Linked DNA regions of Homo sapiens: region 2 is linked to region 1. Evidence: read pairs that join two places in POLR2A ChIA-PET (ENCODE). Cell type or tissue: A673. All regions are shown on one strand. Links, peaks and the distances in the headings refer to the core of each region. The heading gives the core; the rest is flanking DNA.

What was found. ChIA-PET counts read pairs that join two places held together with the same protein. Peaks named below come from ENCODE experiments on the same cell type or tissue, not always from the same donor. Only the 100,000 strongest peaks of a DNase experiment are listed, where the experiment ranks them.
Region 2: POLR2A ChIA-PET joins it to region 1 with 10 read pairs; 2 of 35 experiments call an interaction of 5 or more read pairs at or near these places.

The regions. Positions count from the first base shown.
Region 1 is chr19:2,306,067-2,320,836 of GRCh38, forward strand. LINGO3 (leucine rich repeat and Ig domain containing 3) reads right to left here and starts at 2,088. Exons shown (of 2, transcript NM_001101391.3): 1 at 2,010-2,088. RefSeq lists enhancers at 9,978-10,037, 10,228-10,317. In A673, for the core only: a CTCF peak has its summit at 10,050 (motif pointing left); no DNase peak of the experiment used is centred there.
Region 2 is chr19:2,544,268-2,561,159 of GRCh38, forward strand. It overlaps GNG7 (G protein subunit gamma 7), which reads right to left. Exons shown (of 5, transcript NM_052847.3): 3 at 10,882-10,921. Among named protein-coding and RNA genes, the nearest start is that of GADD45B, 77 kb to the left of the region's middle. RefSeq lists enhancers at 1-581, 582-1,400, 796-845, 926-975, 1,509-1,648 and 3 more and a silencer at 1-35. In A673, for the core only: no CTCF peak of the experiment used is centred there; DNase peaks (open chromatin) are centred at 5,694, 8,724 and 10,754; H3K4me3 peaks cover 680 bases; H3K27ac peaks cover 2,702 bases.

The sequences.
Region 1 (14,770 bases), core at 4,617-12,616:
CCCTCTGCAGGCAGGGCCTCTGGATCTGGAACCAGTTTTGGAGCACCCACTGTCTACACCGGCCACTTCACCCACTAGCCCAGCCCTGACTAGGGGGAATAATAAAGTTCGTTTTGGAGAGAAGGAGACTGAGGGTCAGAGTGGGCCCCAGCTCACTGCACAACTTAGCTGCAGACAGTCAGCATTTGAACCTGGATCTGACGCCAGCTCCTACCCACAAAATCCCAGCTCCCCACTAGAGGGTGAAGGGCGCTCTTTGGAGGCCCGAGATTGACATGTGGTGGTGGGCGGCTTGATGGGGCCCACCCGGGGCCAACTTTGCTCGCAGAGTTCTTCAAGAGGCTCTACCTGGTGACGAGGTAGTGACTCAGGGGGCGCCGGGGAATGACAGTGCTGTGGGAAGAGACATCAAACTGCCTTCTATTCCCACTCAGCAAGGCACCTTCAGGTCCCGGCTTACCCTGGGGGTGGACGGCTGAGGCTGAGGGAGGCCAGGCAGGGCTGCTGCCGTAACCATCGTGACCTGAGCATCTGTTTTATGGTGGCACCACACTGCAGCCGAGGTGGGCAGCATCTCATTTAATCCCATGTGGGGTGGATCTGAGAGAGGGGACGTCATTTGCCGGAAGTCACCGGTGAAGACCAGACAGGCAGGGCAGGGAAGGCTGAGTTGAACCCTCCTAAGCCCCCATCCCACCGCCCGGCTGCCCCCTTCCTGCCACCCCACATCATCGAGATGGGGACAGGAGCTGGGTCTACAGGGGAAGCCCGTGGGTTCTTCCCACTCAGATCCTGTCTCCGACGATGGCTGCTGCTTCGGCTCAGAGAACAGCCAGGGTAAGGCCATGCCGCGGCAGCCCACCCCACACCAGCCTCCTGATAAAGCCAGCACCACCCTCCCTGAACCTGTTTCCAGCCTGCGTCCTCCACCTGACCACTCACACCTCACACCTTCTGCATCCTCTCCAGGCCACTTCCAGGGAGCCCTCCTGGGTTGCTCTGGTTCTCACAGCTCTGTTGTCCCTGAAGGCTCCCCCCAGCCAAGCCCCAGATCGTCCCTCTGCAAATACCACTGCACAGCAGACGCCCGCTCCCCACCCCCGCCGGAGCAAGGGTGTCTGCAGCCTCGCTGCGTCCATGGTTTAGCCAGGGACCGCTTGCTAAAATGCAGCTTCTGGGGCACATCGCCTCAGAAGTTCTGACTCCTCAGAACTGGGGGGGCCGGGACACCGGCACCGTTAGCGCCCCAAGCACACGTTGAGAAACCCAGTTACATGGTGGTCTCCAGCGTAAGGACCCGGGGCTTTTCTTGTGCCCGGACCAAGGCACGAGGTGCTGCTCCCCTAAACTTGTTGAATGGGACTCAGGGCCTCCCCTGGCCAGGCCCCAGAGGCCCGGGAGGTGGCGGCACCCACTCAGGGTGCCCAGGCCCACCATTTCTGGTGCTATTCAGACGCCCCCAGAGCAGGGGGACTCAGCCCTATGCCCCCAGGTCCCTCCCCGCCAGGCCGGGCCGTCAGCTCCAGCGATGGAGCAGGCTCCGGTGTGGACCCCAGATACCCTTTGCGTCTTCCAGCTCCGCACCCCCAGGCTGGACCAGACCCGGCTCGGGGGAGACAGGGCAGGAAGGCGCGGGCTGCAGGCTCTATTCGGACGTTCCCCACACCCCAGACCCAACCAGTGCCCCCTTCATCTCCTCCTGGAGAGGAGCGCATCCTCCCAGCGTCCCCAGTGCCCCGGGGAGATGCCCACCCGATTCCCCGCTCCTTGGCGCCCCAGAGGAGGGGCGGGGGGCCCCAGGGTGGGGAGTTCGCCCCCAAAGTTTCCAGGGGGAGCGTCGGGGGCCTGGCAAGGAGCGATGAGCCCGGGAGGGGTGCGCGGGGCAATTTCCCCCGGCTGAGGATGGGGTCGCGGGTTGGGGGCTTTGGGCGGCAGGGTCGCAGGGTGCAGGTGAGGGGTCCCCAGGTCTGCGGGCGCGCCCCACGCCGGGCCCCGGCACGGCCACTCACCTGGGCGGCTCCGCCGCGGACACGGCGCGGGCTGCGGCGCGGGGGCCGCCCGGAGCCGACACGAGCAGCCGCCGCCGCCGCCGCCGCCGCCGCCGCCGCCTCCCGGGCTCCGCCGTGCGCGCCGCCGCCGCGCGCAACCGCCCGCCGGTCTCCTCGGCGCGCCTGGCGGGGGCGCGCGGGGGCTGCGCTGGGCCGCGTGCGCGGCGGCTGGGGCCGCAGGTGTGAGAGGCCACGTGGGCGCAGGTGCGGGGACACTGGGAGCGCGGGTGCAGAACCCCTCCGTGCGCATCCCGGGCGCTTCGTGTCCGAGGACCTCCTGTCCCCACGGCCTGGGTGAGCCTGCGGAGACGGCCGTGCCGTGCAATAAACGCAGGGGCACCCCAAGTGCAGCAGGTTGTTCCGTGTGGAACCTTCTGGAAGCTACCATCGCCTCCTCTGCCCCCCGTCCCCCACCCCTAGTCCAGGCCGCCACCATCTGCACCTGGACATCTGCCACAGCCCAGCCCAGGCCCATTCCTTATGTGGCCCTCAGAGGAAGCCCCTCAGAGGAAGCTTAGCCACTGGGCTCCAGAACCTGCCGTGATTCCCTATTGCCGTGAGGGTCCCGTCTGCACCCCACCTACCCTGGAATTTCTCTTTCTTTCGTTCTTTCTTTCTTTCTTTCTTTCTTTTTTTTTTTGAGATGGAGTCTTGCTCTGTTGCCCAGGCTGGAGTACAGCGGTGCCATCTTGGCTCACTGCAACCTCCGCCTCCTGGGTTCAAGCGATTCTCCTGCCTCAGCCTCCCAAGTAGCTGGGATTACAGGCACCCGCCACCACGCCCGGCTAATTTTTGTATTTTTATTAGAGACGGATTTTCAGCATGTTGGCCAGGCTGGTCTCAAACCCCTGACCTCGGGTGATCCACCCACCTCGGCCTCCCAAAGTGCTGGGATGACAGGTGTGAGCCACCGCCCGGCTGCCTGCACTGTTTGGTCTGCCGCACCACCTCCTTCCCCCTGGCCTGTCCTCACTCACTCTTTCCCGGGCTCCACCCCCTCAGCCTTCCTCAAACAGGCCAAGTCCCTCCAGTCCCAGGCCTTTGATCTTCGCTGTGCCCAGCTTGGACAGCCTTTCTCTCTGTCCCTCCATCGAGCAGCTTGGAGCCTCTCAGTTTGTCTAATGGGCTTGTTCCCCAATGTGCCTTCCGCCTAGCACACAGCAGCGCACACACCAAGTGCACTGCGAGTGCTCATGGAAAGTTTTTTACCTTTTTTTTTGTCTTTTTTTTTTTTTTTTTTTTTTGAAATGGAGTTTTGCTCTCGTCACCCATTCTGGAGTGCAGTGGTGCAATCTTGGCTCACTGCAACTTCCACCTCCCGGGTTCAGGCGATTCTCCTGTCTCAGTCTCCCAAGTAGCTGGGATTACAGGCGCCCATGACCATGCCTGGCTAATTTTTGTATTTTTAGGGGAGATAGAGTTTCACCATGTTGGCCAGGCTGGTCTCGAACTCCTGACCTCAGGTGATCCACCCGCCTCGGCCTCCCAAAGTGCTGGGATGACAGACGTGAGCTACTATGCCCGGCCCCTCACTGCATCTTCTAAAAGCCACATTTAGCCTCCCTGTCTCACAGATGAGCAAACCAAGGCTGGGAGATGCCATTTGTCCCAAGTGAGGGGTGAGAAGGAGGCCTCGGGAACCTGTGTGTGTAACCTTGCCCTGTCTGCCCCCTTCACCCACTCTGCAGTCCTCCCCACCAGCTGTGTATTCCCAGTGGCTTTGGCGGTGGCCTGGCACTCACGCAGCCACCTGTGACTCAAGCAGGCTCTGTTCCCAGACTGTCGCGTTGGCTGGAGGCCCAGAAACCGCATCCCTGGGAGGCTGCAGGCCAGGCCCCCCACAGGATGCTGTGGGGGGCGGGTATGGTTCAATTCCTGGCCCCAGAGAGGTCCAGAAGGACTTCATGACACCCCATGCTCTCCCCACCAAATGGCCCTGGGCTGCTGTGCTGTGTGACCCCAGTAGGGGAGGTCTCCTTCTCTCTCTGAACGTGTTTCTTTCTCTGTAAAGTGATGCTCCTGATAGCTGGCTCTCAGGGCTCTTGGAGGAAGGTGTTCATTGAGCACCTACTGTATACCAGGCCAAGGGCTGGAGGGAGGAGGAGGAGACGCTTCCAGCCTCAAGGGGGATTTCTTCGGACAGAGGGAGCAGATGCCTGAAATATGAAATCGTCACAAAGCGGCGTGGAAGAGGCAGTAGTGACACCGGGTCCCGGACCGAAGCCAGGGGCCAGGGAGGCTTCCCGGAGGAGGAGACACTTGCTATGAGTCCTGGAGGGTGAGGGATGCCAGCTGGGGTCCAGTCGAGGCCCTGCCTGTGTAACCGTGGGGGATGTCCCTCTAGCCTCGGTCTCCACCTCTGCAAAATGGAGATCGGAACAGTTCCCATCTTCTCCCGGGGCTGCAGAGACTCTGCAGTGGTTCTGCCCGGTTTGTGGCCAGTGCTCCCGAGCCCTTGGGGGTGGAGATTGGGCCAGGCTCCTACTGCAGGGCCTGAGCACGGGCTGCTCCCTCTGCCTAGAACGCCCTTCCCCCAGACCTCTGCCCGCCCCTTTCCCCCTCTTCACTCGCGTCTCCACCCCGACCTTCCATCTCTCCCTGCGTGGCACATGCCTGCTAAGATGTCCAGTAATTTGCTGATGGGTCCAGTGCAAGCTCTACCCTCTCTTCTTTTTTTTTTTTTTTTTTGAGATGGAGTCTCACCCTGTCGGTTGCCCAGGCTGGAGTGCAGTGGCGCGATCTCGGCTCACTGCAAGCCCCACCGCCCGGGTTCACGCCATTCTCCTGACTCAGCCTCCCGAGTAGCTGGGACCACAGGCACCCGCCACCAGGCCCGGCTAATTTTTTTTTGTATTTTTAGTAGAGACAGGGTTTCACCATGTTAGCCAGGATGGTGTCAATCTCCTGACCTCATGATCGGCCCGCCTCAGCCTCCCAAAGTGCTGGGATTACAGGCGTGAGCCACCGAGCCCGGCCCCAGCCTTTTTTAAGACAGGGTTTCGCTCTGTCACCCAGGCTGGAGTGCAGTGGCGCAGTCATAGCTCACTGCAGCCTTGAACCCCCTGGGCTCAAGTGATCCTCCTACCCCAGCCTCCCGAGAAGCTGGGACTGCAAGTGAGTGGCAACACACCTGGCTAATTTTTTTATTTTTTGTAGAGATGGGGTCTCACTAAGTTGCCCAGGCTGGTCTTGAACTCCTGGCCTAATGTGATCTTCTCTTCTTGGCCTCCCCAAGTGCTAGTATTACGGGTGTGAGCCACTGTGCCCAGCCCAGTCTTGTAATATTATGTGTCCATTTACTCCTCCCCAAAATGATGAGGGATTAGTTTTTATTATTATTTTTTAAGAGACAGGGTCTCATTCTGTCACCCAGGCTGGAGTGCAGTGGTGTGATCATGGCTCACTGCAGCCTGGAACTCCTGGGCTGAAGTGGTCCTCCTGCCTCAGCCTCCCAAGTAGCTGGGACTACAGGCATGTGCCACCACACCTGGCTTTTTTAAATTAGCTTTTTTTATATCTTGTGAGACAGAGTTTCACTCTGTTTGCCCAGGCTGGAGTGCAGCGGTGCAAATCTTGGCTCACTGCAACCTCCACCTCCTGGGTTCAAGCAATTCTCCTGCCTCAGCCTCCCGAGTAGCTGAGACTACAGGCGCATGCCACCAGGCTCATTAAATTTTTGTATTTTTAGTAGAGATGGGGTTTCTCCATGTTGGCCAGGCTGGACTAGAACTCCTGACCTCAAGTGATCCGCTCACCTCGGCCCCCCAATGTGCTGGGATTACAGGCATGAGCCACTGAGCCTGGGTCAGATTAACTTTTTTTTTTTTTTTTTTTTTTTGAGACGGAGTCTCACTCTATCGCCCAGGCTGGAGTGCAGTGGCGCGATCTCAGCTCACTGCAAGCTCCGCCTCCCGGGTTCACGCCATTCTCCTGCCTCAGCCTTCCAAGTAGCTGGGACCACAGGCGCCTGCCACCACGCCCAGCTAATTTTTTTGTATTTTTAGTAGAGACGGGGTTTCGCCATGTTAGCCAGGATGGTCTCAATCTCCTGACCTCGTGATCTGCCCGCCTTGGCTTCCCAAAGTGCTGGGATCACCGGCGTGAGCCACGGTGCCCGGCCCCCAGATTAACTTTTAATTAACAGGGTCTTGCTATTTTGCCCAGGCTGGAGTGCAGTGGTGCAATCATAGCTCACTGCAGTCCTGAACTGGCCTCAAGTGATCCTCCCATCTCAGCCTCCCAAAGTGCTGGGATTACATGTGTGAGCCACTGTGCCTGGCCTGGATTCATTATTATTCCCACTTTACAGATGAGAATTTGGGGACTCAGAGAGGTTAGGTCACTAGCCTCAGGTCACACAGCATCTGCCTGCTGAAGCTGGGGCTTGACCTCAGGCATCTGGAGCCCAAGGCTTCCAGGACTCTACACGTTTGCCTCTTAGCAGCCAAGGACTCTTTCCCCAGTTACAGAGGGTGGCCACTTGTCTGGGGCCACACGGGAGGCTCCCAGGCCACCTGCCCCCGCAGCCTCCCTCCCTGGGACATGACTGCCACTCCCGCCCGCATCTGGTCCCGTCCCTCACGCTGGAGAGAGCGAGCGAGAGGAGGAGGGCTTTTAATTTTAGAAATGGTTCCTGCTGCAGAAGAGTTCCTGCTGGTTTTCCCAGGCAGGAGAGCACAGGACAGGAGACCCCTCGGCCCCACCACGGCCGTCCCCAGAAGGATGCCCCCCTCTGCGGGCTGCTGCCTCCCTGCCCCCCAGCCTCTCCCACGGCTTCCCCATCTGGAGCCGCCCTCTCCGCCCAGGTGGTAAGTCTCCATGGCAACGTCCCATCACAGGTGGTCGTAACCTTAGCAACCAGGTGCTCCCACCCCACCGCCTGGGAGGCTCAAAGCCGCGCCTGCATCCCCCTCCCACGCTCTCCCTGCCCCCGCCCCCCGGGCAGCTCTCCAAGAGGAACCGAGGGAGATGCATCCTGCCAGGGATGCTGGGCCCAGAGACTTGAGGGACACCCCAAGATCACCCAGCAGCTGAGCTGCTGGGCCTGGGGTGCTCCACGGGACATCAAACCCACCTCCCTCGTCCTGCAGGATGCAAAAGAAACTGCACTTCTCGACATCGCCTGGGCTCCTACTAGGTGCTGCGTCCATGCCAGGCTCAGGCGCCGTCCCTGCCCTCAGGAGGCTTCCACTCAGGACAAGGGGTGGGGAGACACTGACCGAGGACAGGAAGGGGACAATGGCCGGGCGTAGTGGCTCGTGCCTGGAATCCCAGCACTTTGGGAGGGAGAGGCAGGAGGATCGCTTGAGCTCAGGAGTCTGGGCAACATAGCGAGACCCTCATCTCTTTAAAAAAAAAATTATCTGGACATGGTGTTGCATGCCTGTAGCCCCAGCTACTCAGGAGGCTGAGGTGGGAGGATCGCTTGAGGCTAGGAGGAGGAGATTGCAGTGAGCCAGGATCTCACCACTGCATTCCATTCTGGGCGACTGAGCAAGACCCTGTCTCAAAAAATATATATGCATATTGGCCAAGTGCGCTGGCTCACACCAGTAATCCCAGCACTTTGGGAGGCCAAGGCAGGTGGATCGGTTGACGTCAAGAGTTTGAGACCAGCTTGGCCAACACGATGAAAATACAAAAATTAGCTGTCCCCACAAATAAGTGACCCCCAGAGTAAGTTCTAGGTTTAGAATGAAATTTATCCATCTACTATTAAAAAAAAATTCTCTCAGCCAGGCGCAGTGGCCGAGAAAAAAAAAAAACACAACTCTCCTCTGATTTACATGGAAATTAATCACCCACATCAGATTCTGAAGGAAACTCTTGCTTATATTACTTTTTTTTTTTTTTGAGGCAGAGTCTCACTCTGTCGCCCAGGCTGGAGTGCAGTGGCGCGATCTCGGCTCATTGCAACCCCCGCCTCCTGGGTTCAAGCAATTCTCCTGCCTCAGCCTCCTGAGTAGCTAGGATTACAGGTGTGCACCAACACGCCCAGCTAATTTTTGTATTTTTAGTAGAGACGGGGTTTCACCATGTTGGCCAGGATGGTATCGAACTCCTGACGTCGTGATCTACCCTCCTCAGCCTTCCAAAGTGCTGAGATTACAGGCGTGAGCCACAGCGCCTGGCTTAACCTTTTATTATGGAAAATTTTATACACAAACAAAGGCTTAGAGAATCACGTAATGAACCCCCATAAAGCCATCCCCAAAGTGTGATGCATCTGGTTCCATAAGTCCCTCTCCACCCTCCCCAACAGACTATATCAAAGCAAATCCCAGACACGAAGTAATTTCATCCATAAATATTTGCATTTCTAAAATACAATGACTTAAAAAACACAGCCAACAATTCCATTATCATTTTTTAAGAAAATGGACAGTAATTCCTTAATATGCTCAAATATCCAGGCAGTGTCCAGTTTCCCTGACTGCCTTCTAAAATTTTTTCACACTTTGTTCAGCTCAGAATCCAAATAAGGTCCATTTACTGCAATTGGTTGATATGCCTGTCTCTTTCTCTCTCTCTCTCTCTCTCTCTCTTTTTTTTTTCCAGAGACAGGGTCTCGCTTTGTCACCCAGGCTGGAATGCAGTGGTGCAGTCATAGCTCACTGTAGCCTTCAACTCCCAGGCTCAGGTGACCCCCACCCCCGTCTCAGCCTCCTGAGTAGCCAGGACCACAGGTGCATGCCAGCATGCCCATTAATTTTTTCTTTTTTTGGTAGAAACAGGGTCTTGCCATGTTGCCCCGGCTGGTTTTGAACTCCTGGGTTTAAGTGATCCTCCTGCCTCAGCTTCCCAAAGTGCTGGGATTACAGGCATGAGCTGCTGAACCACTGTGCCTGGCCTTAGTTCTTCCTTTCTGCTGTTTGTCTTATATGTCATTTTCCTGTCTTATTGCACCGTGTGGCACCTCCAGTACAATGTTGAAAAGAACCAGTGGAACTGGACATCTTTCTTTTGTTTCTGGCCTTAGGGGGAGAGCACCCAGTCCTTCGCCATTGAGGATGACAGCTGTAGGGTTTTTATAGACATCTTTTATCTGGTTGAGGATATGCCATTCTATTCCTAGTTGCGTGTTTTTAATCTGCATGAATGCTGAATTTTGTCCAAGTGAGTGCTGAATTTTCTGCATCTACTGAGATGATCATATGGTTTTCCTCTCTTATGCTAATGTGGTTAATCACATTGATTCTTGGGTATTAAACCAACCTTGCATTCCTGGGATAAACCCCACTTGGTGGTCATGATGGAGAATCCCTTTTATAGACAGCTGGATTCAATTTGTTAATATTAAGGATTTGTGCATCGATATTCATGAGGGATATTGGCCTTTGATTTTCAGTAATGTGTTTTGGTTACGCTGGCCTCATAAAACACATTGGGAAGTGTTCCTTCCTCCTCTAGTTTCTGAAAGAGTTTGGGTAGGATTGGTGCTGTTTGTTCCTTAAAAGCTTCAGGATCAATTCTGTTGTTTTCCAGAGAAGGGGGTCTCTCTATGTTGCCCAGGCTGGCCTTGAACTCTTGGGCTCAAGCCATCCTCCTGCCTCGGCCTCCCAAAGCACTGGGATTTCAGGCGTGAGCCACCGTGCCTGGCCTGGGAACAATTCTGAAGGTAGAATTGTCAGCATTTGCTGATGGCTGGGATGTGGGAGGCAAGAGAAACAGCAGGGAAGGGCACCCGAGGGTGTAAGCCTGAATCATGGAGCTGTTTCCTTGGATGCAGAAAGCTGGAGCGGCACCTGGTGGAAGGAGCATTGGTTTGGGGTGTGCATTAATTTTGGGGCGCCTCTGGTGCTGGGGCAGAGATGAGGTCAGGGAAATGGAAGTCAGAAGCATTTTCAACAATGAAAGCGGAACCCACGGGCATCTCTGTCTCTGACTTCGTGCCCATTACCCCCAGCTTCCTGTTCCCTTACTGCTTCTGGTCTGTGTTCACTGGCCGGCGTGCAGAACTCTGTCTTCTGTCGGGCACTGGAACCCTAGCGGCCTCGGGCCCGTCATTCCTGGGTGAATCCTGACCCCTGCTGGCTCTGGTCAGCACGGTCGAGGCCAGCGTGGCCACGCAGTGGCGGTGGGGGGCGGGGGTCCACGGAGCTGAGTCCTGAAGGGAGGTAGAGAGTGTGAGACACTGGAGGCAGAAGGGCCCGGAGTTCATAGACAGACCTAGGCCTGCCCGGAAAGCCCCTGTCTAATGGGCAAGGCGGAGGAGCCCGGACTTATTCCTGTGGACAATGGGGGCTTTGGGGAGGCGCAGAGTGGGAGGGACCTGGTGAGATCCCAGGAGCTTGAGCCCTAGCCGTGGAGCTGGGACCCCCAGGACTGTCCTTTTTATTTTAAGACAGGGTCTCGCTCTGTCACCCAAGCTGCAGTGAGGTGGCGGAATCATAGATCACTGCAGCCTTGGCCTCCTAGGCTCAAGAGATCCTCCCACCTCCTCCTCCCTAAGTGCTGGGATTACAAGTGTGAGCCACAGTGCCTGGCCCCAGGGGTGTGCTAACCTCTCTCACCCTGGGCGGTCCCCAGGCTCAAACCAACAATTCCTGAACCCTAGGAGCTCTCCTCGTGGGCACAGCTTCTTCTGTTTACAAACCTTCTTCCCTTCATATCCATGTCCTTGTCTGGGTCCAGGCAGGAAATCGACACCCAGAAACAGGCGGTGATGGGCAGCAGGGGCCTCTGTGGCAGAAGGTCTCACGCTACACGGTACTGTCCGGGTCCTTGCACGGGTGTTCTGGAGGTGCAGGGAGGCCTCCCCTCGGTCGTTCAAGGCAGGAATGGATCTGCGGCGTGAGGCCGACGGTGACTTGCTTTCTCCCAGCTCCTGGGGCCACAGTGCGTTCATTCCCCTCCCCTCCCCTCCACTCCCCTCCCCTCCCTTCCCCTCTCCTCCACTCTCCTTTCCTCTCCTTTCCTTTCCTTCTTTTTTTGAGATGGAGTCTCACTCTGTCACCCAGGCTGGAGTGCAATGGCGTGATCTCAGCTCCTTGCAACCTCCATCTCCTGGGTTCAAGGGATTCTTCCGCCTCAGCCTCCTGAGTAGCTGGGATTACAGGCACCCGCTGCCACGCCCAGCTAATTTTTGTACTTTTAGTAGAGATGGGGTTTCGCTATGTTGGCCAGGCTGCTCTCCAACTCCTTACCTCAAGTGATCCGCCCGCCTCGGCCTCCCAAAGTGTTGGGATTACAGGCGTGAGCCACCGCACCCGGTCTCATTCCCTTTTCTCTTTGCCTCTTTTAGGCACTGGGACTTCATTTCTATGCCCACAAGATGCGGGTGGCTGGGAGCCCCATTGGCTTGGGGCAGAGGAAAGGCACGGTGGGGTAGATGGAGCGGCAGGCAGCCTACCTCCTACGCTAGGATTCTGGCTGTGTTACCCTGTGCAAGCTGCTTAACCTCTCTGGGCCTCAGCTGCCTCATCTGTGAACGGGAATGACAAAAGGACCCGCCTGAGGTCCTCCTTTGGGGGAGGGTTCCGTGAACCAGAGCTACCTTGGAGAAGGCAGTGGGGTCAGTGTCTGGGGCAGACGCCCCAGACTGACTATCAGTAACATCCAGCTCCCGTCCTCCTTCGGAACCTGCAGTGGGGTGGTACCCTGAGGATCTCTGGCTGGTCTGGGGGCAAGAAGGGCCCATCTGTCTTATCTACCAGGGCCTCCGCCAATGTCTCCCAGAGTGGGGCCTCCGAGGACAAGACTCGAGGGCTCTCGGCCAGCACTTGACCGCGGGCACAGGCAGCAAAGCTGGTTCCCGGGCCAACGGCCACGGCCCCGACATCGTGATCCGAGGGCTGCGCTGACCATGGGCAGGGAGTTGAAAGGGTGAGGTCTGGGCCAGGGGCAGGGGGCAGCCTGCAGTTGGCACGGCGGGCTGGCTGGCGGGACCTGCTGGGGCTGGGGCTTTATACGGGGCCAGGAGAGTGGAGGCCTGGGGGATCCAGTGTCTCGGGCCGGGCCGGCCGCCGTGTCCTCATTTCTCTCTCGGTTCCCTCTCTACGTCTCCGCCTCTGTTTCTGCCTCTCCCTATCTCTCTCCAAATCTCTCTGTGCCTTCTGGCTGTAACTGGGTTTTTCTTCTCTGACTCTTTGTAAAATATTAAATTTTCAATGTAATGTGGAATGTAAAATATTAAATTTCTCCTTTTAAAATATTAAAAGCAGGCCAGGTGCAGTGGTGCGCACCTGTCATCCCAGCACTTTGGGAAGCCAAGGTGGGAGGATTTCTTGAGCCCAGGAGGTCAAGGCTGCAGTGAGCTGTGCTCACACCACAGCACTCTGGCCTGGGCCACAGAGTGAGACCTTGTCTCTTAAAAATAAATACATAGATAAAATTAAAAGTGGCTTTGTAGTTGGCTGGAGGTCCTGGACTCCTCCAGCGTATCCTCTAGTGATGGGCAGCTGGGTTACTTCCAGTCTTTTCCGAGCAGGTCAGAGTGGCTCTCTGGGGTGGAAATGGTTGAGAGGAACAGGCTCATTCTGGTCTATTCTCTGGGGACTTCTGTCTGCCTCCCCAGGAAGTTGACCTCTCCCTCTCCCGGTCTGCACAGCCTTCTGTTTTTGTCTGTGGGCCTCATTTCAAAGCTTCGTGCCCTGGGCTGGGCATGGTGGCTCATGCCTGTAATCCCAGCACTTTGGGAGGCTGAGGCAGGAGGATCACCTGAGGTCAGGAGCTCGAGATCAGCCTGGCCAACATGGTGAAACCCCATTTCTACTAAAAATACATAGCCAGGCATGGTGGCGGGCACCTGTAATCCCAGCTACTTAGGAGGCTGAGGTGAGAGAATCACTTGAACCCAGGAGGCGGAGGTTGCAGTGAGCTGAGATCGTGCCACTACACTCCAGCCTGGGCAATAAAGTCAGACTCCATTGCAAAAAAAAAAAAAAAAAAAAAAAAAGCTTCGTGCTCTGAACTCTGTCCCCACATGACTGTGGCCGAGGGCCCAGCCACAGAGTGGATACTCAACACCTTTTTCAACACTTCAGAGAGAAGGAATTGGATTTCAGAGAGGTTGGGACACCTTCCCTAAGCCACACAGCATGTGGTGGGGGGAGCCTTGGGCTCAGGGCTTTGTGGCTGCAGAGGGCTTTGCAAAGTTCATCAGCTCACTAGGAGGTGACGGAGTGGGCAGAGAGCAGTCTACAGTGTGGGGGGCTGTTCTGAGGGGTGCAGCGGTGAGGCAGGCCTTGCTTCCTCTGCGGGAGAAACCGTGGGGCTGGAAAACGGGACTTCCTTCCTCTCCTGCCTCCCTGCCGTTCCTGGAGGTTCTAACGAGGCCAGTTAGCCTCTAAGGCCTTGACACGTTCTCCCACTGGGGGTTGAGGCCTCTGGGCCACTGGGACCCTGGGTTTCAGCCTTTGCATCTGGCTCAGACAGGGCAGGCAGGTGTGCCGCGTGGACAGCGTGTTGGTTTCCAGGCCGGTCAGCTCTGGTGTCAGGGTTGTGTTTCTCCATCACGTGACATCCTGATCCCCCACCTGTCAAATGGACGCAGGGAACTGGTCCCGGACAGCGAGGCTTGTAGGCTTGTGGGTTGAACGTCAGCAGTCCGGGCACACCTGAACTCTGTCTGTCCTTCGCTGGAGGCTGTGACCCCGCAGCTATCCCAGCAAACCCCCGCCATCCCCGGTGCGAGGCTGGAGGCTGGGGCTTGGGATGAGGTCTCGGCCGGTGGTGGCAGGGCTGGGCTAGGTGGCCGGGGCCGGGGAGGGATGAACAGCGGATGCAGGGGTTGGCCACGAGGTCCGATAACTAATTCCCCAGCCACAGGGGCTAGTGCCGCTGGGCCCCAGCAAAGCCAGTGTCTATGGGGCCCAGATACCCCTGCCGAGAAGCCAGCTGGTTCCACTTATTCGGAGGCAGCCAGGGAGCGTGAGCCCATCCAGACCCGAGGCTGAGCTCCGTCCTGTTCTGCTGCTATAGCTTCCTGGCAACCTGGACCACACGCTGCCTCGGTTTCCCGAGCTGGGGATGAAGGGGTTAGCGGCCAGGATGACCCTCTCACGCTCAGGTCATAAGGGACAGCCTATCCTCTCTCAACCCGAGTGATGAATCAGACAGGCCCTGCCCTCCTCTGGGAAGACAGTGCCTGGGGGACAGAGGTGCAACCAGGAAACGGAGTCCAGGAGGATTGCCCGGCTGTCGGGAAGAGACATTTAGGGGTATGCAGGATGGGCTGGCCCGCTGGAGTGTGGGAAGTCCTAGTGCAGGTGTGGGAGGCCGGTGCCAGGGCCTGTATCTGCCCAGTCAGGACACGTTTTTAACATTTTTTGTAGGCCAGGTGTGGTGGCTCATGCCTGTAATCCCAGCAATTGGGGAGGGTGAGGAGGGTGATCACTCGAGGTCAGGAGTTCAAAACCAGCCTGGCCAACATGGTGAAACCCCATCTCTACTAAAAATACAAAAATTAGGCCGGGCGCGGTGGCTCACGCCTGTAATCCCAGCACATGGGGAGGTTGAGGCGGGTGGATTACCTTAGGTCAGGAGTTCGAAACCAGCCTGGCCAACATGGCAAAACCTCATCTCTACTAATACAGAAATTAGCTGGGCATGGTGGCGGGTGCCTGTAATCCCAGCTACTTGGGAGGCTGAGGCAGGAGAATCACTTGAACCAGGAAGGCGGAGTTTGCAGTGAGCCGAGATCACGCCACTGCACTCCAGTCTGAGTGAGAGTGAGGACTGTCTCAAAGGAAAAAATATATATATTTTTTGTAGAGACGAGG
Region 2 (16,892 bases), core at 4,320-12,319, 240 kb after region 1:
CCTTCGTACAGTGGCTGGGGCAGCTGGGTTTGCAGAGAGCTGTGTCCCTGGGCACCTGCGTCAATGTGCACATCTGCACGCCTGCTGTGGGCACGAGGGCCTCAGCCATGAGCACCCCCGGGAGCCATGAGGACCTCAGTGCATCTCACAGAAGCCCCTGAGGACAGTGTGCAGTGGCGCGATCTCGGCTCACTGCAACCTCCGCCTCCCGGGTTCAGGAGATTCTCCTGCCTCAGCCTCCTGAGTAGCTGGGGTTATAGGCGCCCCCCACCCCCACCACGCCCAGCTAATTTTTGCATTTTTAGTAGAGATGGGGTTTCACCATGTTGGCCAGGTTGGTCTCAAACTCCTGACCTCAGGTGATCTGCCCACCTTGGCCTCTCAAAGTGCTGGGATTTTAGGCATGAGCCACCGTGCTGGGCCAACAGTGGCTCTTAATTGGGGGGGTGGGTGATTCAGCCCCGCCAGGAAACCCTGGGCGATGCCTGAGACATCTGTGGTTGTCGGGGTTGGGGGAGCTCCTGGCATGGAGTGGGTGGAGGCCAGGGGCGCTGCTCAGCAACCGTAAGTGCCCAGCACAGCCTCACCCCAGAGAAGGATCTTACCCCACTGTCCACAGTGCTGAGGGAGAAGACCCTGAGTTAATTATTTGGGGAAAATGGGGTTCAATCCCTACCCACACTAGAATAAGCTCCCAACGGGATGGATGGTGTGAACCAGGGGGACCCCCAACTCCTGGGATTCACCTCCTCTCTCCCTCCCAGCTCGGTGTGGATTTCATTGTGTGCAGCCTCCTGGGACCTCAGCACAGCAGAGGATCATGGGACGCAGAGTCTCTTGGGGGTCCGTGGAATCCCCTATCCCTGGGGGTTTCACCTAGAGGTAATTCCGTCCCCCAGGGGACCCTGGGCGCTGTCTGGCGACATCTGTGGTTGTCGTAACTGGGGGGTGCTCCTGGCATGGAGTGGGTGGAGGCCAGGGATACTGCTCAGCACCCTGCAGTGCCCAGGACAGGCCCACCTCAGAGAACAATCTGGCCGCCATGTCTACAGTGCCTAGGGGACCCTGGTTTAGACTCTGCAGAAAGGTGCACACATAGGCCGGGCACGGTGGCTTATGCCTGTATTTCCAGCACTTTGGGAGACCGAGGCGGGCGGATCACTTGACGTCAGGGGTTCGAGACCAGCCTGGTCAACATAGTGAAACCCCATCTCTACTAAAAAAAAAATCAAAATTAGCTGGGCATGGTAGCGCATGCCTGTAATCCCAGCTACTCAGGAGGCTGAGGCAGGAGAATTGCCTGAACCTGGGAGGCAGAGGTTGCAGTGAGCCAAGATTGCGCCACTATACTCCAGCCTAAGCAACAAGAGCGAAACTGTCTTAAAAAAAAAAAAAAAAAAAAAAGGCCAGGTGCAGTGGCTCATGCCTGTAATACCAGCACTTTGGGAGGCTGAGGTGGGTGGATCACCTGAGATCAGGAGTTTGAGACCAGCCTGGCCAACACGGTGAAACCCCCTCTCTACTAAAAATACAAAAAAATTAGCCGTGAGTGGTGGTGGGCACCTGTAATGCCACTACTCAGGAGTCTGAGGCAGGAGAATTGCTTGAACCCGGGAGGTAAAGGTTGCGGTGAGCCAAAATCGCGCCACTGCACTCCAGCCTGGGCAACGGAGCGAGACTCTGCCTCAAAAACAAAACAAAACAAAACAAAACAAACAAACGAAAAAGAAAGGTGCACACAGCTTCCAGAGCGGACACAGGGCATCAGGGTGAGAAGGCACAGGGCAACGATCAGGCGTTGATGTGTCCCCTGGCAGCTGGGATGCAGGCCCCCCACGGCCTGCCATGTTCTCACCAGGACGCCAAAGAGGGGACCCACGCAGAGCCCGGGGAGCCCGACTGAAATGGAAACTTCAATACAAGAGACAGGTCTGAGACTGGCCACACCTGCTGCCCGCTCCACAGAACCCCAGGGCCCCCTCAGCAACCAGGGTCTGCATGCAGAGACCCTGCACCCAGCGTGGGCACCCACCCTGCACCTGCAGCCTCTCCAGGGCCAGGTCGCCCAGCAGGGCCTGGGAGGGCGGCTGTGTGTGGGGCCTTCCGTGCCAGCTCTGACCGTTGGTGGCTCTGTGACCTCAAGGCAGGGCCGTGGGGCCCAGGGCTGCGGGCGGGAGGGCCTCTGCCACATGGAAGGGAGGGCCGCACTGGCTGGAAAATAGTGCCTTGTGACTGTCCCTGTCAGTGTGGGCCCTTTGCTCTCAGGCTAAATCGGTCCCCGGGGCAGCTATATTTAGAAGGGGCTAAAGAGAGGGAATGAATGAGGTGCCCACGAGAAAGTGAAAAATAGACCAGCGGGGCAGGTCCCGCCGCTGCCTTCAGCCGGAGCTTGGAGCCTAAGAATGAGCCGGCTTGTTCAGACAAAGAGGCCGCGACGACAGAGGGTGACGCGCCGCCAGTGTGGGTTTGGTCGCCGCGGTGACGGGAGCAGGAGAAAAGAAAAGCTGCTCTCTGTCCACCCGGCGGTGGGGTCGGCGGGGGCGGGGGATGACCACGGTCATGTGAGAGTTTGCAAGCCCGGGAACCGGGGCCGGGCCAGGACACTGAACCCCGTGGCTCCTGTCACTCCAGTTCTGGGCTTCCCGGCTGAGGAAATGCTGTCACCCTGGCCCCGGGCCAGGGCAAGGGGCAGCGCCGGCCTCGTGACGGTGGTGCTCGGGAGCTGAAGGGCAGGAGGGTTAGGAAGAGAACAGAGGGCAGTACCGGGCCTTCCCACCTCAGCACAGGTGGGTCTTTCTCCACGCATGCCCCCCCCCCAGAAAACTCCTACACATCCTGCAAAGCCCCACCGATGTCATCCCCTCTGAGAAGCCCCTGATTGCAACCATCTATGCACAGCCAGGCTGCACTAAAACCCCTTCTCCGCACACTGGCAGCTCCCTGGACGTTCGTTGTGTCCTGTGACATTGTGGCTGCTGCACACGACCCATGTTTCTCATCTCACAGCTCTGGGCTCAGAGTCCAACATGGGCCTCACTGGTTTAAAATCAAGGCACAGGCAGGGCTGGTCCCTCCTGGAGGCTCCAGGGGAGAATCTCTTTCCCGCCTTTCGCCTAGAGGTGCCCGTATCCCTCGGCTCGGGACCCTTCCTCCCCCTTCACAGACACAGCACAGCCTCTTCAGTCTCTCTCTGACTCTCACCCTCCTGCCTCCTCTCGTGAGGATCCTGTGAGGTCACTGCGCCCCCCCACCCCGGATCATCCACGGTGGTGCTCTCATGACTCAGGTGGTCCTTCACTCAATCCCACCTGCAGAGTCCCTTTTTCCATGTGTGGTGACACAGCCACAGCTCCCAGGGATTAGGACATGGATGTCTTTGAGGCCTTTGTTCTGCCAACCCCAGCACATCCCAGACACTGGGTACCAAAGATGCCACTTGGATGGAAGGGGCTGGAGGCCATGGTGCAGGGAGTTCACAAAGGGTGTTACTTCCTGGAACCCACTCTGTTCCCAGGGCCGATCTCCTTCCCAGGACAGAGGCTCCCAGGCCCAGGCAGCCCTCGGATGTGAAGTGCCTGCCCCACCTCCATCCATAGCAGGTGCTGCTGCTGTGCATGGGCACACGTGGCCTGGTAGGCCCACCCCTCTGGGCTCTGCAGCAGGGGCCGGCCCGTCCGGGCACACACATGGCCAAGGATGGACCTCGAGCCTGGGGTTCTCTGCTGTGGCCCGTGGGCTCCAGGTCACATCATCAGAATGGCTAGAGGTCACCAGTATCATGTGTGACATCTCCAGGGCCACCCCACTCCAGCCCTGGTGTTGTTAGAAAGTCCCGGAAAACTACAGGCCCAGGGAGCTTCTCCCTGAGGGCTAGGGATCATTACGGATGTTTTCATGTTAACAATGGAAAACAAAAATCAAAAAACAAAAACCAGGTATGGTGGCTCACGCCTGTAATCCCAGCACTTTGGGAGGCCGAGGAGGGCGGATTGCCTGAGCTCAGGAGTTCGAGACCAGCCTGGGCAACGTGGTGAAACCTGGTCTCTACTAAAATACAAAAGAAATTTGCTGGGTGTGGTGGCGGGCGCCTGTAATCCCAGCTACTCGGGAGGCTAAGGCAGGAGAATGCCGTGAACTCGGGAGGCGGAGGTTGCAGTGGGTTGAGATCGCGCCATTGCACTCCAGCCCGGGCGACAGAGCGAGGCTCTGTCTGGAAAAAAAAAAAAAAAAAAAAAACCTAGCCAGGCCCAGTGGCTCACACCTGTAATCCCAGCACTTTGGGTGGCTGAGGTGTGTGGCTCACTTGAGGTCAGGAGTTCGATACCAGCCTGGCCAACGTGGTGAAACCCCATCTCTACTAAAAATACAAAAATTAGCCGGGCCTGGTGGCGCTCGTCTGAAATTCCAGCTACTCGGGAGGCTGAGGCAGAAGAATCGCTTGAACCCACGTGGCGGAGGTCGCAGTGAGCCAAGATCGTGCCACTACACTCCAGCCTGGGTGCAGAGCGAGACTCTGTCTCAAAAAACAAAACACAACAAAACAAACAAACAAACAGCGACAACCCCCTCTCAAGAATAATCTGACCCTAATGTCAGAGATGCTGATACCCAGAGACCCTGGTCGAAGGGATGTTCCAGCCAGGAGCGGCTTTCTCGTGAACTGTGCATGTTGTTTGCATCCCGACAGGTTCAAGTGACAAAGCTGGGCAGGCTGAGGCCACCAAAGGGTTTCCTGGGTCCCTGTTCCTGCCACACACCTTGAATCCTCAATGCCAAGGCAACTGCAAACCCGAGGGACCCCAGGGGGGACACTAGGTCTGGACATGAAGGTTTGGCAGCAAACTGTCAGGACCCCCGGAGAGAACCCTGACTCCTGTGCCAACCCAACTGTGTCTGGCTCAACGCTCGACGCTCAAACACAGCAAACGGCAAGAAGGCAAGTCCAGGATATACGTTTTGGCAAAAATGGCAGCCGTGGGGGTGGAGGTGGAGGAGGACATGCACGGAGGGCTTAAACAGGGCTGTGTTTTTTTTTTTTTCTTTTAGATGGAGTCTCACTCTGTCACCCAGGTTGGAGTGCAGTGGCGGATCTCGGCTCACTGCAAACTCCACCCCCTGGGTTCAAGCAATTCTCTGCCTCAGCCTCCTGAGTAGCTGAGATTACAGGCGCCCGCCACCGCACCCGGCTAATTTTTGTATTTTTAGTAGAGACGGGGTTTCACTATCTTGGCCAGGCTGGTCTTGAACTCCTGACCTTGTGATCCACGTGTCTCGGCCTCCCAAAGTGCTGGGATGACAGACGTGAGCCACCGCACTGGCCGGGGCTGTGTTTTCATCTGGAGGTTTGCACGGGGCCGGGGCATTGTAAGGCTAAGCATGGGAATTTCAGTCTCTCCCCCAGAACCTTCTGGAGAGACACCACTGCAGCTACCACCGCTGCAGCTACCAGGCACCAGCTGACCAGGAGGGAGGAAACACAAGGCTGCTGTGTCTGGGGTCAGCCAGCAGGCCGGGGGTGAGGGCGGGGGTGACAGGGGAGCCAGCACACTTGTTGTGCACAAAGTTCCTTGTGACAGTGAGTTCGTCTTGGCCTCTGTCCCAAGATGAGGTTTTGATGACACGCATGGAATTTCTAACAATGAAATGGAGTGTGTGGTTTTGCTCACGCTTACATCCCCTTTTCTTGTCTATCCAAATTCCATTACGCCTTTTCTTGCTAATGCAGAAACACGGCCAAATCCTGGGCTGCCCCAGGAAGTGCCGAGGCCTCTTTCCGCTCTCAGTGGAAAAGGGAAATGTGGCTGCCTTGGGTCTGGGGTGCCCTGATTCTCAGAATCCCTGTGGGATGGGGAAAGAGTGTTTGGGTTGAGACTGGCTCACAGGAAGTGGGTAGAATGCAGCAGAAGGAGCGGCTGGGAGGCACTCTCTCATCCAGCCCCCGTGGCGACCCTCCTTGCTGGCTTATTTTGAGACGGAGTCTTGCTCTGTCGCCGAGGCTGGAGTGCAGTGGCGCAATCTCGGCTCACTGCAACCTCCGCCTCCCGGGTTCAAGCGATTCTCCTGCCTCAGCCTCCTGAGTAGCTGGTAGCTGGGATTACAGGCATCCAACACCAAGCCCGGCTAATTTTTTTATTTTTTGGTAGAGTCGCGGTTTCACCATGTTGTTCAGGCTGGCCTTGAACTCCTGACCTCAAGTGATCTCCGCCCACCTCAGCCTCCCAAAGTGCTGCGATTACAGGCAGGAGCCACCGCTCCCGGCCACCTCTGCTCACCTCCTCACCAAGCCCCAGCTTCTGTGACTGTCCCCCAGGGAGAGTGACCATGGCCCTGCTGGGCTCTGAGGGGCTTGTGCAGATGAGCAGGTGGCCTACACAGCCTGAGGGACCACCAGCTGCTCTGTGGCAAGTCTCGTGACTCCAATCCCGCTCTGCCTCTGGCCAGCCCCCGGGCCTTGCCACATCTTTTGGTTGCCGAGCCTCAGTTTCCCCACCTATAAAATGGGGACAATGAGCCCTGCTCCCCAGGGATCCTAGGAGAACTAAAGGAATTGGAGCAGTGGACCTGGCCTGCAGGGGGCACGGGAGAGGTATCTGCTGAGTCGCTGAGTAGGGGGAGCTGAGGATCAGGGAGGCGTCAGTGGTGGGGATGGCCCGGCTGCTGGGAACAGGGCCAGGGGACTTAGCCAGGGCCCGACGAGAGCTGCCTGATGTCATTGCTGGAGCCTCTTGTCATCCCTCCCAGCAGATGCTGCAGCATAGGGACCTAATCCCCACGGCACGTGGCCACATGGCTGGCAGCTTGAGCTTGCGGCCTGGAGACACCTGAGCCTTGCCCAGGCAGCTCCGTGCCACCTGCCGTCCAGCCACGCTGCCATCAGCCAGCACTTGTGTGTCCCAGAGGACGGGGCTCAGGGCAGGCTCCAGGGACCTCACCCTGGCCGTTTGACCTCCAGCAAAGGAGGTCTGGTCTCCCGGTCAGAAAACAGGAGAGAGGGCAGGGACTTCTCCATGGAGAATATATTCATGGAGAAGGACGTAAAAGGATCCAGACCAGACACCACGGGCACATGCGACCCCTCGGCCATCGGCCAGGTTTTAAATCATCACTGTCTTCGTCGTCATCCTGAGTGTCATTTGTGTGGGGGCCGGGACTAGGGTGAGGCCATGCGGCACTCACCTTGGGGGCAAAATCTAGGGAACGCCAAAAAGCCCTGCCGTGCTGGTAAATTATATTTTCATACAATCTTTTATTATTTATATAAAAATATATTTATATGTATTTATTAATATATATTTATCTATTATCTATAATATATAAATATGCATTTATAAATATATAAACAAATATATATTTATAAATATATAAAAACACATATACATATTTATAAATAAAATATATATTTAAAAAATATATATATATACACACACATATTTTGAGACAGAGTCTCGCTCTGGCCCCCAGGCTGGAGTGCAACGGCACGATCTCAGCTCACTGCAACCTCTGCCTCCCGGGCTCAAGTGAGTTTTCTGCCTCAGCCTCCCAAGTAGCTGGGATTACAGGCATGCGTCACCACGCCCGGCTAATTTTTTTTATTTTCAGTAGAGATGGGGTTTTGCCATGTTGGCCAGTCTGGTCTCGAGCTTCTGACCTCAGGCGATCCACCCACCTTGACCTCCCAAAGTGCTGGGATTACAGGCGTGAGCCACGGCGCCTGACTGCTTGTGTGTTCACAGCTGCCCCCCAACGCTTGCATTCCCGCCTGAGCTCCGCCTCCTGTCCCATCAGCAGTGGCATCAGATTCTCATAGAAGCGTGAACCCAATTGTGAACTGTGCATGTAAGGGATCTTGGTTGCACGCTCCTTATGAGAATCTAATGCCTAATGGCCTCGACTGGCCAACATGATAAAACCCCATCTCTACTAAAAAATACAAAAAATCAGCCGGAAATTGCTTGAACCCAGGAGGCGGAGTTTGCAGTAAGCTAAGATCATGCCACTGCACTCCAGACTGGGCAACAGAGAGAGACTCTGTCTCAAAACAAGCAAACAGAAATAATCTAATGCCTGATGATCTGTCACTGTCTCCCATCACCTCCAGATGGGACCATCTAGTTTTTATTTGTTTGTTTGTTATTGAGACAGAGTCTCGCTCTGTTGCCGAGGCTGGAGTACAATGGTGCGATCTCGGCTCACTACAACCTCCGCCTCCCGGGTTCAAGCGATTCTCCTACCTCAGCCTCCCAAGTAGCTGGGACTACAGGTGCCCACCACCACGCCTGGCTAATTTTTGTATTTTTAGTAGAGATGAGGTTTCATCTTGTTGGTCAGGCTAGTCTCGAACTCCTGACCTCAAGTGATCCACCCGCCTCAGCCTCCCAAAATGCTGGGGTTATAGGCGTGAGCCACCACACCCAGCCCAGGGACCATCTAGTTGCAGGAAACAAGCTCCGGGCTCCCAGTGATCCCACATTATGGTGAGTTGTGGAATTATTTTATTATATATTACAATGTCATAATAACAGAAACAAAGTGCACAAAAAAAGTAATGCGTTTGAATCGTCCCCAAACCATCCTCCCGGCTCCACCCCCCCCACCTCCCCACTGTCTGTGGAAAAACTGTCTTCCACGAATCCACTCCCTGGGGCCAAAAAGGTTGAGGACTGCTGCCTTAAGGAACCAGAAAAGGAAGAACGAAGGCAGCCCCAAGCCAGCAGGAGGAAGGAAATTGTAAAGATCAGAGCAGCGATAAACGAGACAGAGATGAGAAAAACTGGCGAGTCGACGAAACCAAAAGTTGGTTCTTTGAAAAGAGCTAGGTGATTGACAAACCTCTAGCGGGGCTGACCAAAAGCAAAACCAAAAAAAAAAAAAAAAAGAGGAAATAAGATGCAGATAACTACACGCAGAAACGAAAGGAGGACATTACTACCAACTGTATGGAAATAAAAGGCATTATCAGAGAACACGGTAGCATTATGAACCAGTGTGTGACATCCAATTAGGTAATCTACACGAAATGGACAAATTCCTAGAAAAACGCGAATGAAACAGATCAGCGATGGTTTCAGGTTCAGCTCACATCTCTTAGATACTGACATGCCAGCATGGTGCTGAGCATATATATATATACATATATATATGTAATATACATTTTATATGCAATATATATGTTATATATTATATGCAATATATTATGTTATATATTATATACTATATATTATATTTTATATGTACATCTCATTACATATATGTACACATTACATGTAACATCACATTACATATATGTAATATCACATGTAATAAATCATATCACATACACGCACATATTACATGCAATATATCATACTACATACATGCACACGTTACATGTAATATGTTATATTACATACATGCACACGTTACATGTAATATGTTATATTACACACATGTGCACATTACATATAATATATTACATATATGTACATATTACATGCAATATATTACATATATGCACATATTGCATGTAATGTTATATCACACACATGTACGTATCATGTGTAATATATCACATACATGTACATATTATATGTAATATTGCATACATGTACATATTATATGTAACATTGCATACATGTACATATTCTATGTAATATTACATACATGTGCATATTGCATGTAATATATTGTATGTAATATATTATATGTAATATATATTACACATATGTATATATTATATGTAATATATATTACACATATGTATATATTATATGTATATATGTATACACAGTGGCGTGCACCTATAGTCCCAGCTACTCAGGAGGCTGAGGCAAAGGGATTGCTTGAACCCAGGAGTTCAAGATTGCAGTGAGCTATGATATAATAGTATATTATAGCAGTGAACTATAATATATTATATATAATATATAATATATATATTTTTTTCTTTTCTTTAGAGACCTGGTCTCACTCTGTTGCCCAGCGTGGAGTCCCATGGTGCAATCACAATCACAGCTCACAGTAGCCTCCACCTCCTGGGCTCAAGTGATCCTTCTGCCTCAGCCTCCCAAAATGCTAGGATGACAGGCACGTGCCACCACACTGGGTATATTTTTTAAGAGACCGGGTCTCACTCTGTCACCTAGGCTGGAGTACAGTGGTGCAATCATAGCTCACTGCAACCCCGAACTCCTGGGTTCAAGCAATCCTCTTGCCTCAGCCTCCTGAGTAGCTGGGACTACAGGCGCACGCCACTGTGTATACATATATATAGGTATATGTGTGTATAAAATATATATGCTATATATATATATATATTTTTTTTTTTTTGAGACAGAGTCTCACTCTGTTGCCCAGGCTGGTGTACGGTGGCATGATCTTAGCTCACTGCAACCTCCATCTCCCAGGTTCAAGCGATTCTCCTGCCTCAGCTTCCAGAGTAGCTGGGATTACAGGCACCTGCCACCATGCCCTGCTAATTTTTGTACTTTTGGTAGAGACGGGGTTTCGCTGTGTTGGTCAGCCTGGTCTCAAACACCTGACCTCAGGTGACCCACCTGCCTCAGCCTCCCAAAGTGCTGGGATTACAGGCGTGAGCCACTGCACCTGGCTATTTTTATATTTTTGTATCTATATGCTTGTTTAATCTTTGCAACCTTCCTGCAAAACGGAGAACGTCATCTCCACTGCAGACAGTTGACGCGAACCCACCCAAACGGGGCAGAGCTGGTAAAAGGGGATCTGGGATTTGAACTCAGGTTTCCTGGCTCTGAGCCCGGAGCCCTTTTATGGGATGACTCAACCTCCCAAAGTGTCAGGCACACATAAAAGACTGGGGCTTGTTTGTTCCTTTTTCTAAAAAACAAGAGATTCCAACCTCATGAAGTAAGAGAAAATGCCACATACCTTTTTTAGTTTTCCCAGGAATCACAGCTTGCTGTACACCCTGTTTAAAAAAGGAGAGAGAAAGAGAAAAGCATGGTTACATATTTTTTACTTACAAGGAACTCACAGAGCTACCTCCAGCTTTTATCGGAGAACGACGTTGCTGTCCCCAAAAATGAGGCATGGGAATTCGAAAGGGCCGTGCCCTCCGGAGAAAACGGGGGCAGAATCCACTTTATTCTTTACCACCGATCCGTGCGGAGAAGACCTGGATGCTTCTCTTGCTGGACAACAGGGCAAATTATCTTCCAGAAACTTGTGTTATTCCATTTCAGAACAAGGAAGCCCCAACCCCACAGTCAAAGTCCAGTCCATCAGACACACCAGTGCAAGAAAAACAAAATACCCAGGCACGGCGCCTTCCCATGGAATACTTCGGTGTTTTTCCATCTCTGATTTCTACTTTTATGTAAGCCACGTGCCGGGCAAAGGGAGAGGTGGAAAGTGGAAACTGGGGACAAACCAATTAACCCCGAATGGAGGAAGTGACAGGTATACGGGGGGCAGGAAGGCCGGGGGTCTCATGTGAGCCGCCCAGGGCCAGGAGGTCAATAGGAAGGAAAGAACGTCTCCAGGCCCCGGTGATTGGTCTCCGGGGGTCGGGGCGGTTGGGGCCTTTGGAGCTGCGGTTTTCCATGGAACGGAATCCTCTGTTCCAAGCCGGACCCTGCACAGGGCCAGGCCCCGTATCCGTCTCCAATGCACAGTGCACGGATCGCGAGGGGGGGCCCACGGCCGTCTCCAATGCACAGTGCACGGATCGCGAGGGGGGCCCACGGGGACCACCTTCCGTGGTCTTTCCTGACTCCCACTAAGGTCTGGAGGGAGATCCAGGCAGCGATCTGCCCCCTCCAGCTTCGCGGCAGCCTCCTATTTCGTGGACAAGGAGGCCCGAGGCAGGCAAAGGCCCCTGCCTTGCGGAGCGTCTACACCGGCCGAGGTCATGGGGCCGGGACTTGCGCACAATGAACCCAGATGCCAGGTTCTGTGTCTCCCGGTTAGGCCACCACTGCTCTGCTGCTGAGCCGGCAGCCCCACTTGGAGAAGCCAGGAGCTGCACCACTGTCAGCTCTAGGGGAGGCCCCGTCCTGCCTAGCGGGGCTCACCCTGCAGTGGGCTTGCCCGGCGAGGTCAGCAGACGCCCCTGCACCGGGCCCAACCCAGGCCCAGCTTCCTGAGCTGCTCGAGGCCGGGCTGGGCCGGGTTCACGTGGCCAAGGCTGTTTCCCTCCTGCCCTGAAGGGCCCCTGTGGTCTCTGAAGCCGGCCAGGCCCCTCTTCCGTCACAAACATTTGCTATTTCCACAAACCAATGGGTTTTTTTCCACCGACACAAAGAAGAGCCACATGGCTGCTGCTCCTGGGCTGGAGTCCGGGCCACCCACACACGACACTTTCTCAGCAGCCCTGCGCCCCGGGGCTGCATTGGAGGCCAAGGAAGCTGAGGTCGGCGGGAAGCCTCCTCACCTTGCAGCCCAGCTGGGGAGGCCGAGTCCCGGCTTTCCCAGAGGCTCCCGGGTCTCAGCTGCAGGAAGGCGGTGACTGAGGTCACCTTCTCCTAAGCCAGGGTCTCTCCTCCCACCCAGCAATACGGACACCAGCGCCGGATTGTTCTCCGGGGCGGGAGCATCCTGGGCTCTGCAGGGTGGTGAGCTGCGTCCCTGGCATCCACCTGCTCCGTGCCAGGAGCACCCCCCAGATGTGTTGGCCACAAATGTCCCCAGACACTGCCCCGGGTCCCCTGGGGGGCAGAATCACTCCGTGTGAGATCCCTAACCTCTTAGTGACCTAGAGACATCCAGGGGGGCTGCCTCCCCTCCCACCTCTACACACACACACGCACACACAGACACACGCACACTCACACACATATGCACGCACACAGACACACGCACACACGTGCACACAGGAATACTCAGACACACGCACACACGTACACACGTGTACTGCACACTCACGCACATGCACACAAAGACACGCGCACACACGTACACACAAGACACGTGCACACACATTTGCATGCACACACAGACACACATGCACACACAGACGCACATGTGCACACACACGTGCACACACATTTGCACACACAGACACGTGCACACACAGAGGTGCACATACACGCACAGACACACATGTGCACACAGACACACACATGTGCACACACACAGACACACACACACGTGCACGCACACATGCACGCAGGAGCGAGCGCCTCCACCCAGCCCTGCATCTGAAGCAAGGTCCTGCTAGTAAACATGCACAGACTCAAGAAACGAGGGGCTGCAGGACTTTTCCTCCTCCTGCCCAAAGGCACCTGCACTCACAAAAGACTCAGAGGCTCCGCCTGGCCGGGTCAGCGAATGGAGTTGTAGCACCGTTTCAGGACCGTGATAGAGAAAGACGGGAAGTTAGACTTCTGACCCATCACAAACTCTGAGTCAAAGTGCGATGTGCCCAGGCCAGCCCGGTGTGACCTCAGCTCCTGATCCATAAAATCAGGACAGTGACCGAGGATGCTGGGGCCACCTCACCTGCAGCCCCGGGTCAGCCTCAGAACCCACAGGACTTTGACCCTGCCCCAGGCCATGGTCCTTGACCAGGGAACCACAGCTCCTTATTCTGATGGGGTGACTCGGTGCATTTCTCTCTCAGGCTTACTTTTTTTCTCTTTGAGACAGAGTCTCACTCTGTCGCCCAGGCTGGACTGCAGTAGTGCGATCTCGGCTCACTGCAACCTCTGCCTCCTGGGTACAAGCGACTCTCCTGCCTCAGCCTCTCAAGTAGCTGGGACTACAGGCACGGGCCACCAGGCCTGGGTAATTTTTTGTGTTTTTAGTAGAGAGGGGGTTTCACCGTGTTAGCCAGGATGGCCTTGATCTCCTGACCTCGTGATCCGCCCACCTCGGCCTCCGAAAGTGCTGGGATTACAGGCGTGAGCCACCGCGCCCGGCCTCTCAGGCTTACTTTTAGGTGGCTGGAAATACTGCTTTTCATGTGCACACTGTATTATTTTCATCATCCTTGCCACAGATGGGCACCGTGTTTTTTTGTTTTTGTTTTTGTTTTTTTTTTGAGATAGGGTCTGTTACCCAGGCTGGAGTGCAATGGCGTGATCACAGCTCACTGCAGCCTCAACCTCCTGGGCTCAAGCGATCCTCCCTCCTCAGCCTCCTGAGTAGCTGAGACTACAGCCACATGCCACCACACCCAGCTAATTTTTATTCCTGTAGAGATGGGGTTTTGCCATGTTGCCCAGGCTGGTCTCAAACTCCTGGGCCCAAGCGATCCTCCCACCTTGGCCTCCTAAAGTGCTGGATGACAGGTGTGTGCCACTGCACCCGGCCAGCAAAAATGGGTTTAAAGGCAGATGATCAAACCATGTTGTAGAACCTCAATTTTTAAAAATAAGAGAGTGTGTGTAGATGTCTGGGGAAAGGATAAAGTGCTGGGATTGTGGATGATTTTCCTCTCCTTATGTGATTCTCAGATTCTGTAAAATGAAGTTATATAACTTTCTTTCCTCTTCTTTCTTTCTTTCTCTTTTCTTTCTTCCTTCCTTTCCTTCTCTTTCTTTCTTTTTTCTTTCTTTCTTCTCTCTCTTTCCTTTTTATTTATTTATTATTTTTTTTGGGACAGGTGTCATTTTGTCACCCAGGATGGAGTGCAATGGCGCGATCTCTGCTCACTGCAACCTCTGCCTCCTGGGCTCAAGCAATTCTCCTGCCTCAGACTCCCAAGTAGCTGGCATTACAGGCATGCACCACCACTCTTGGCTAATTTTTGTATTTTCAGTAGAGACGGGGTTTCACCAACATGGCCAGGCTGGTCTCAAACTCCTGACCTCATGTGATCCACCCACCTTGGCCCCCCCAAAGTGCTGGGATTATAAGCGTGAGCCATCGCGCCCAGCCAGTTATATTCCTTTCATAGTCACAAAGAATATATATATATACACACACACACATATATATACATATACATATATATCCACAGTTGATTAGATTCTCATTATTTGTGGTAGTTCTGTTCTGTGAAGTCACCACAAAAACTGAGTTTGCGAACACAAATCATTACTCCTAGAGAACATTTTTGTAGGGGTAGTTTCCTTTGAGTTTCAGGAAACTTTCCTTTATCTGATCAATACATGACCTGTTCTGTGTGTCTTTTTTTTTTTTTTTTTGGAGACAGGGTCTCGCTCTGTTGCCCAGGCTGGAGTGCAATGGTGCAATCTCAGCTCACTGCAGCCTCAGTCTCCTGGGCTCAAGTGATTCTACTGCCTTGGCCTCCAGAGTAGCTGGGATTACAGGCACCCACCACCATGTCCGGCTAATTTTTTTTTCTCTCAAGATGGAGTTTGGCTCTTGTTGCCCAGGCTGGAGTACAATGGTGGATGTCGGCTCACTGCAACCTCCGCCTCCTGGGTTCAAGCGATTCTCCTGCCTCAGCCTCCCGAGTAGCTGGGATTACAGGCATGCACCGCCATGCCCAGCTAATTTTGCATTTTTAGTAGAGACAGGGTTTCTCCATGTTGGTCAGACTGGTCTCGATCTCTTGACCTCGTGATCCGCCTGCCTCAGCCTCCCAAAGTGCTGGGATTACAGGCGTGAGCCACCGTGCCTGGCTCAAAGGTGTCTTCTTGAATGCCTATCGATGATGTGAGTGTTGAATAGGGCAGCTGCTCTCTCAGTCCTGCCTGAGCAAAGCTTTTCTCACCTACCAGTTCCTCCACGAGGCCCTGAGGGACACGAGAAGGGGCCTCAGCACGATGCCTGGGGCCACTGCAAACAGCAAAATCACCAAAAAGAGCACAAAAACGCAAACCCCGAGGCTCTCGCTAGACAGTAATGAGGGCGTGGTCCACCTAGGAGGGGAAACGGGGAGGCGGAGCGTGGCCTGGGCTCAGGGAACGCACGTCCATGACTCTAATTTCTTGTCTCTCTCTGCGTGTCCAAGGATAAGAGGGAAAGTACCCCAGGCATTGATTTGGGGTTCACAAATACACACCAAGCCGGCGAATTCGCAAATACGGACTCCGTGAATGACAAAGGGGACTACAGTACAAACCCAGCCTGTCCCTCGCGCCCCTAGTGTGCTGAGGGCCTGGCCGTGGCAGGAAGGAAGGGACCGCCTCAGACCCCACATCACCCCATCCCCCAGGTCTGTCTCCCACCGGCCCCCAGGGTCGATTCTCAGGAGAGGAGGTCCGACCTGCTTTAGGGGGCCCAAGCAGGACCCCTTACCTCCACATCTTATTTCTGTGTCCCACCCAGCCCTTCCCTTGAGGCAGTGATTCTCACCTGGGAGTGGCCCTGCTCCCAGGGGACCCTGGGCGGTGGCTGGGGACATTGTGGTTATCCAGACTTGGGGGTGCTCCTGGCATGGGGTAGGCGGACGCTGCGGTGCCCAGGACGGCCCTGCTCCAGAGAAGGATCCAGCCCCGATGTCCACAGGGCCTGGGGGGACCCTGAATTCATTATTTGGAAAAAAGCTGGGCGCGGTGGCTCACGCCTGTCATCCCAGCACTTTGGGAGGCCGAGGTGGGTGGATCACTTGATGTCAGGAGTTCGAGACCAGCCTGACCAACATGGGTAGACCCCGTCTCTACTAAAAATACAAAAATTAGCCAGGCGTGGTGGTGGGTGCCTGTAATCCCAGGTACTCAGGAGGCTGAGGCAGGAGAACTGCCTGAACCTGGGAGGCGGATGTTGCAGTGAGCCGAGATCGTACCATTGCACTCCAGCCTGGGCGACAGAAGGAGACTGTTTCAAAAAAAAAAAAAAAAAAATTATTTGGGAAAACAGTTGAATGCAATTTCTGCTCACAGTAGGCATCAGAATAAGCTCCCGATGGGGCAGACGGTGTGTAAACCAGAGGGATCCCAGCTCCTGGGACTCACCTCCTCTCTCCCTCCCCCATTCAAGGTGTGGATTGCAATGTGTGCAGCCTCCTGGGACCTCAGCAGGGCAGAGGA